2 separate regions of the Homo sapiens genome follow, and region 1 is linked to region 2. The links are chromatin contacts, found by Hi-C in ENCODE. All regions are on one chromosome and are shown on one strand. The core of a region is the stretch at or near the end of the contact, and the rest is flanking DNA. Distances in the headings are between cores, read along the strand shown.

Region 1 (3,153 bases), core at 69-2,568, 400 kb before region 2:
AGATGCTTTCATTTCACCATAAGAAGACGTGAACAAGGTTTTTCTGCTCATATATTGAAACCTTTCACAAAAGTTCTCTTAAAAATGGAGATATAACTCGTACCATATAATTCATGCCTTTAAAATGCCCAATTCAGGGGTTTTTAGTATATTTACAAGGTTGTGCAGCCATTACCGCTATTCAGTTCCGGAGGGTTTTCATCACCAAAAGGAACCCGGGACCCTCAGGGTCAGGAACTTGCTTCCCAGTGTAATGGAAGCAGGCGGCCACTAGATGGAGACGTCTCTCCACCGCCTTGCAGGTGGGGCTCGCACCCCGGGGAGGTCAGAGGGAGGGACTCCGCGCAGGAGGCCGGCCTCAGCCCCGTGGCACCTGCAGGCCTCCGGACACCTGCCTCCGCCCCTCACTTCTCGCGAGACAGTTTCCCCAAATACCTTATGCCTAGTCCTGTCCGTGCAAGAGAGGCTCTTTAGGAAGAATGTGCACACACGTTCTTTATTTTACTAGTTATTTCTTACGTATTATTATACATTAATTCGAATGTGTTACAGAGAGTAATATAACAGGCACATTAGTCCATGATGTCACTCGTTTTACTTACAATGAGCCTAAGTGGAAAAGCAAAATTACATTTAAAATTAATTCGAGAAACATATTAAGTGACTGTCGGTTGAGGTGCAGACATGGCCAAGTCCTGTGGGGCACCCCAGCTTCTAGGCTCTGAAACAGCGCAGGAAGGATGCCTGTGGGAGGATGAAGTAAAAATCCCTTGACTTCCACGAGAATGGGACAGCCCCCTTCCAGGCGCAGATGTGTGCTCCACGTTGCCTGGGAATCGATGACTCTGTCTCACCTGCTCTCCCCTCCGGCCTCCAAGCAGGAGGCCCTTGATCCATTTGTGTGATCAGCCGCGGGGGACGAACTCCTCAGTCCTGGGGAGGTTCGTCCTCGGATAATGCAATCAGGAAGCTGGCTCTTTATGGAACTGGCCATCCCGGGCAGTGCTTGCAGTTATGGGGGCAAGAATACAGGCTGAGGGGCTGAGGGGGGTCTTTGGGCGGCACATGGCCATGGACGGGGCTTAGCTTACAATTTTGAAACCTGGAAATCAAGGTTTTGGAAACAAGCCTGATTGTAGGTTGAGTCACTCGGTGTTTTGGGGCCTCTGTCTGCTGGGGACGCACCAGCTGGGAGGGGAGGCAGCAAGTTCACCTGCTTCCTGTTCCCCCATGGGGCTTGGGTTCCTGTTCCCCCACGGGGAGCTTCTTGTTCTGCCACGGGGGCTTCCTGCTCCCCACGCTGCCCTGGCCTCCGCCTGTGCCTCTGTCAGCCAAAATCGCAGGCCTCAGAGGCTTCACATGCTCGGGGTAGGGTTTGACGTGGGCGGCAGTCCTGGGAAGTTAGAGGCCTCACCCCTATTTTCTAGATGAGAGAAGTGGCATTCAAAGCATTTAAGTAACTCTGGTTACTGGGGAGATGGTCTGTGAGCTTTGGTTCTTTAACTCCACACTTTCTTTTCATATATTCTACTTTCTCCGAATTATTTTCACCCCAGGAGAGTAAGGTACTTGCCTGTAGACTCACATGCTCTTGGCCACCTTCTAGCGCGGTAACTACCCACTTTGTCTTGGGGAGAGTGTGGAGTGAGGAAACCTGAGACAGCCCAGGATTTCTCCACCGCACACAGTGTTGCAATTTTTTGAGGGTGGGGGTGGAAATTCATGCACTAATTGCCTTTATGAGAACAAATGATGGCGTTGCGTAATGTTATTGTATAAAGGGAGTGTTATTTCCTATTATTAAGCATCTGCTTAAGATGCTTGGGGGAGAATATAAAAGTCATTTAAGAAATATTTGTTGAGGAAATAAATGAATAAATAAATTAGATAAGAATAGCACCTGGTCTCAAAGAATCATCAAGCTAATAAGATCTTCTATCGAGCTTATAAAAAACAAAGTTCTACCAAGAAGCTGGCAGGACTCTGTAGTCTTTCATGATTTCCAAATCGTGGAACCACCATCCACCTCTGCATTCCTGTTTGCAACTGAGGGTTCCACCAACCCCAGAGGGGAAGAAAAATCACAATACAACAATAAAAAAAACCCAATAAAATACCGTGTAAACAGTATTTACACCGCATTGCATAGTTCGAGGTATCCCAAGTCCTCTAGAGAGGATGCCCCATTCCAGGCGAGGCCCCGCCCCGTGGGTTCTGGCGTCGGGCGGGGGGGGGGGGTCTGGGGCGCCTCCCCTGGGGGTGTCACGAGGCCACCTGTGCGTCCACAGGGGCTTCTCGAGTTTGCCCCTCGCTGTCCCCACACCAGGGCAACATTGGGCCTTCAGACAGGTGTGTGCAAGATGAAAGATGAAATTCATTTTCCCATCTCCATAGCATCCGACAGACAATGCCGGCAAAACCCAGCCTGGTAAAGAGGGAGAGAAGGAACCAGGCTTTGGCAAGAGAGGCGCCGTGGTTTCCCCAGAGAACACAGTGGAAGACTTCCGAAGGGCCAGGTTCCTCCTCAGGGCGGAGGGGGCGGCGCTGACCGGGCTGAGACCGGGCTTGGAAGGAGCAGGTGGGGCTGGAGGCCCTGCAGGGTCTCGGCTGGGTCCGCAGTTTTAAATCAGAACGGGAGCTCCGGGCCTGTCATCGTCCTCATGGTAAGAGGCCTGGAACCCGAGGCCAGGAGGCTGGGAGGGAGCCTGGGGAGGCTAAAGTGAGCCCAGCCTGCCCGGGGTCTGCACTGGGGCCTCACTGCCCGGTCTCCTCTCCTCCTGACAATCAGGGGCGTTGATTAGCAGAAAACCCAGTTAGAGATGGTGCTGGTGGCAAATATGAAAAATGGCACAGTTGTCCGTCCCTTGATGTCCCTGGGGGACGCGTCCCAGAACCTCGAATATGGGACCAGTCCCCACACTCAGTCCCTGCAGCCAGGAGGACCTGCCATGTGCAAACTACTGGCTTAATAAATGTACCCATGTAGTTTAAACCTGCATTCCTCAAGGGTCCACTGTAATTACAGTTACCGCTCAACTAAACAAGTTAAAATTTTATGGACGTATGTAAAAAGTCGCTTAAAGAAAGATAAAATCATGTTAAAATACAGTGAAGGCTGAGCATAGGCCCAAAATAATTGAAATCAGGATATCG
Region 2 (3,326 bases), core at 281-2,780:
GTATTTACACAATAGACAATTTAAAGTCTATTCTGAAAGAATTATTTCATAACCTACATGTTTGCCTACCAAGAAATTTAACATTTTGCCTATTCTATACTCAGAATTTAAGCTTTTTCCCTTGCTTGCTATATAGTTATTATATAAAATGTTTTCCCTTGAACATTAACATAAAAAAGTACTATATTTTTTGTATAAATAAGAAAAGTATTAATGCAAGAATCAGCTACTAAACAGGGAAGCAAAACCACGTTTGAAACCAACATATGACACGTAATTAAGAGACAAGGGAGTTCAAAGTAAACCCTCACACCTAGTTTACACAAACTGGAGCTACCCAACTTTTGATGTTACAGACTATGCATATTGATTGTCACTCTGTCCGCCGACCTATATAAACATGTTTTTAAGGATAAAATTATTACTAAAATTTGCAAGCATATTACCTGCTAAGTTTGAAGGGGGCTTCATGAGTGCAGAATGAGGTTATCTTCTCAAACTGCTGGACTCCTAGATCGCTTGAGAAATGTCAATACTGGCTCTAGCATTTCCTAGGACACGTATCCACTCACCAGAATTTTTTATAATTGTCCATAATGTCAGAAAGTAGCATCATCTCTGAACACATGTATACACATATACACATCTCATGCTCGCCCTTACAAAACTCATGCTGACTGTCTACGTTCATACAGGACAACTGGATTCCATCTGTTAGTGTGTGGCAGCCTTTACTGATATATTAGAACCTTCGCAAAGTAAATCAATATATGAAAGGTCAGCACATGCAAAGCAACACAGTGGCTGGAAGGTAAGTAGTAAGTTAAAACTTTTATTTTTAGTATTATAAATTCTTTCAAATGTTCTCAACTTGTGATACATCAAAGCCATATTTAAAACAAAAATATGCATGTGATAACATGCAAAATGATCCAGAAACTATCTGGAAATTTAATTTTTGCTCTACGTATAGAAATTACGTTAAAAATCCAGCACTGAATATTAAGATAAGCCTATCCATTTTCTAATGTACATCATTCCTAATCTTATTTTACAATCACCACATTGTTTAACTGAAAATCAGGAGGAGGAGGAGGCTGAAGTGTAGGAGTCACTACACTGCCGATCACCGCTGCGGTGCTCACGTCTGTCTCAGAGTCATCTGTCTCAGAGTCGTACTCACACCTCCCATAGGCGGCTGGGAGGGGAAGCCAGGGAGCGCGGGGAGCGCGGGGCGCGGCCAGCAGGGGGAGCGCGAGGCCGGCGCGCGTCCTGATCCCTGCAGTCCCGCTCTCTGGAAAGCGCCAGCCATTTCTAACCCAACCAGTCCAGCACATCACATACACTCACTCATTTATTTATTTCTGACAAAAAGCGTTACCCTAAATTTATGTTTTGTCACGCAGAATGCTGGCCAGAATCTACATACTTGAACATCCTGGATTATGGGGGGTAGGAAGGGGGCCCTGAATAAAAATCTGGCATCTCGTAAGATGCCCTAATTTCAAGACAGGACCTCGGAAATGCTGTGCACAGTCAGTAGGGCGGTGTCCTCCTCACAGTCAGTAGGGCGGTGCCCTCCTCAGTCAGTAGGGCGGTGCCCTCCGCACAGTCAGTAGGGCGGTGCCCTCCTCAGTCAGTAGGGCGGTGCCCTCCGCACAGACAGTAGGGCGGTGCCCTCCGCAGTCAGTAGGGTGGTGCCCTCCACACAGTCAGGGTGGTGCCCTCCTCAGTCAGTAGGGTGGTGCCCTCCGCACAGTCAGTAGGGCGGTGCCCTCCTCAGTCAGTAGGGCGGTGCCCTCCGCACAGACAGTAGGGCGGTGCCCTCCGCAGTCAGTAGGGTGGTGCCCTCCACACAGTCAGGGTGGTGCCCTCCTCAGTCAGTAGGGTGGTGCCCTCCGCACAGTCAGTAGGGCGGTGCCCTCCTCAGTCAGTAGGGCGGTGCCCTCCGCACAGACAGTAGGGCGGTGCCCTCCGCAGTCAGTAGGGTGGTGCCCTCCGCGCAGTCAGTAGGGTGGTGCCCTCCGCACAGTCAGTAGGGCGGTGCCCTCCTCAGTCAGTAGAGCGGTGCCCTCCGCACAGACAGTAGGGCGGTGCCCTCCGCAGTCAGTAGGGTGGTGCCCTCCTCAGTCAGTAGGGTGGTACCCTCCTCAGTCAGTAGGGTGGTGCCCTCCTCAGTCAGTAGGGCGGTGCCCTCCTCAGTCAGCAGGGCGGTGTCCTCCACACAGTCAGTAGGGCGGTACCCTCCGCACAGTCAGTAGGGCGGTGCCCTCCGCACAGTCACTAGGGCGGTACCCTCCTCAGTCAGTAGGGCGGTACCCTCCCCAGTCAGTAGGGTGGTACCCTCCGCACAGTCATTAGGGCGGTGCCCTCCGCACAGTCAGTAGGGCGGTGCCCTCCTCAGTCAGTAGGGTGGTGCCCTCCTAAGGCTTTTCGAAGTTTCAGAGCTAAAAACTAAGTTGATAACATTGTAACAACAGCTTCCTTAATGATTTCAAGATCCTGAACAGATTTACTGTTTTTTTTGTCTTAATGTAGGAAGGCATCAATTTTAAATGGTTTTGCCAAGACCAGCCACCAATTTAAAATAATTCCTTCAATAACGTAAGCTACCCACTAACACCAGAAACCTCAACATGCAACATCATTCATAGAAGTGGCATTTGGTTTTCAGTCTAATACACAGTTTATTTGGGTAATTTTATATTTATTTTAACAAGTATTTTACAAAGAGCATGAACCTATTCTCTAACCCTTACTATCTAAACACACAATACCCAGGACTTTAGGGGGGTTATAAAGCTCTCATTGTATTTTACAAACAAGCCAGCAAGCTCTGCAGGAACTCCAAGAAGAGCAGATCCTGACAGTGGGGGGTGGGAGGTCACTGGACCTCAGGGTCCCTAGGAGCCCAGGAGTTCTGACTGCTTCATGCTTCTTTACAAGGCACACACTCAAATACTTCTTGCCCCAAAGCATATAAAAAATAGATTCTATTCTAATAATAACTCTAAGTGGTACTGATATTGTAAAAGAAAGTCTCTTACTAGGAGTCATAAAACTTTAAGAGACATGGTAAGAAAGGGAAGACCATGGCTTTCTTTAAAATGATTTAAAATACAGAGCACGCATCTCCTTTCATTTTCTCAGTCTGTTTCTAATAGTACACACTGAAGAGACTATGCTCCTTACAAATCTTTCTTCTGGGAGGTATCTGCCTTTTTATTTTACCCTGAATGTAGCAAGTCTTTATTTTAAATATCTCAGGGTAGGGTAGAAACACTCTTAAAATATACTTTTAAATATTCATTACAGTATAATTTACA

Evidence for each region. Hi-C counts contacts between places; a loop is a spot of excess contacts on that map. Pooled maps may share reads with other maps.
Region 1: a loop to region 2 is called in a pooled map, with 12 times the contacts of the local background. The contact joins two enhancer-like sites. A Hi-C loop is called at or near these places in 4 of 37 single-sample maps with no recorded cell type and 9 of 50 pooled maps.

Annotation. Positions count from the first base shown.
Region 1 is chr18:79,641,381-79,644,533 of GRCh38, reverse strand. CTDP1-DT (CTDP1 divergent transcript) reads left to right here. Exons shown (of 5, transcript NR_136643.1): 3 at 2,395-2,663. Among named protein-coding and RNA genes, the nearest start is that of CTDP1-DT, 37 kb to the left of the region's middle. Within about 2 kb of position 1,318, at least 5 of the 41 ENCODE cell types and tissues checked have a DNase peak (open chromatin) inside an H3K27ac peak, as active enhancers do.
Region 2 is chr18:79,244,625-79,247,950 of GRCh38, reverse strand. All of the region lies in intron 11 of ATP9B (ATPase phospholipid transporting 9B (putative)), which reads right to left. Among named protein-coding and RNA genes, the nearest start is that of NFATC1, 150 kb to the left of the region's middle. RefSeq lists a silencer at 1,161-1,370 and an enhancer at 1,432-2,631. Within about 2 kb of position 1,530, at least 6 of the 41 ENCODE cell types and tissues checked have a DNase peak (open chromatin) inside an H3K27ac peak, as active enhancers do.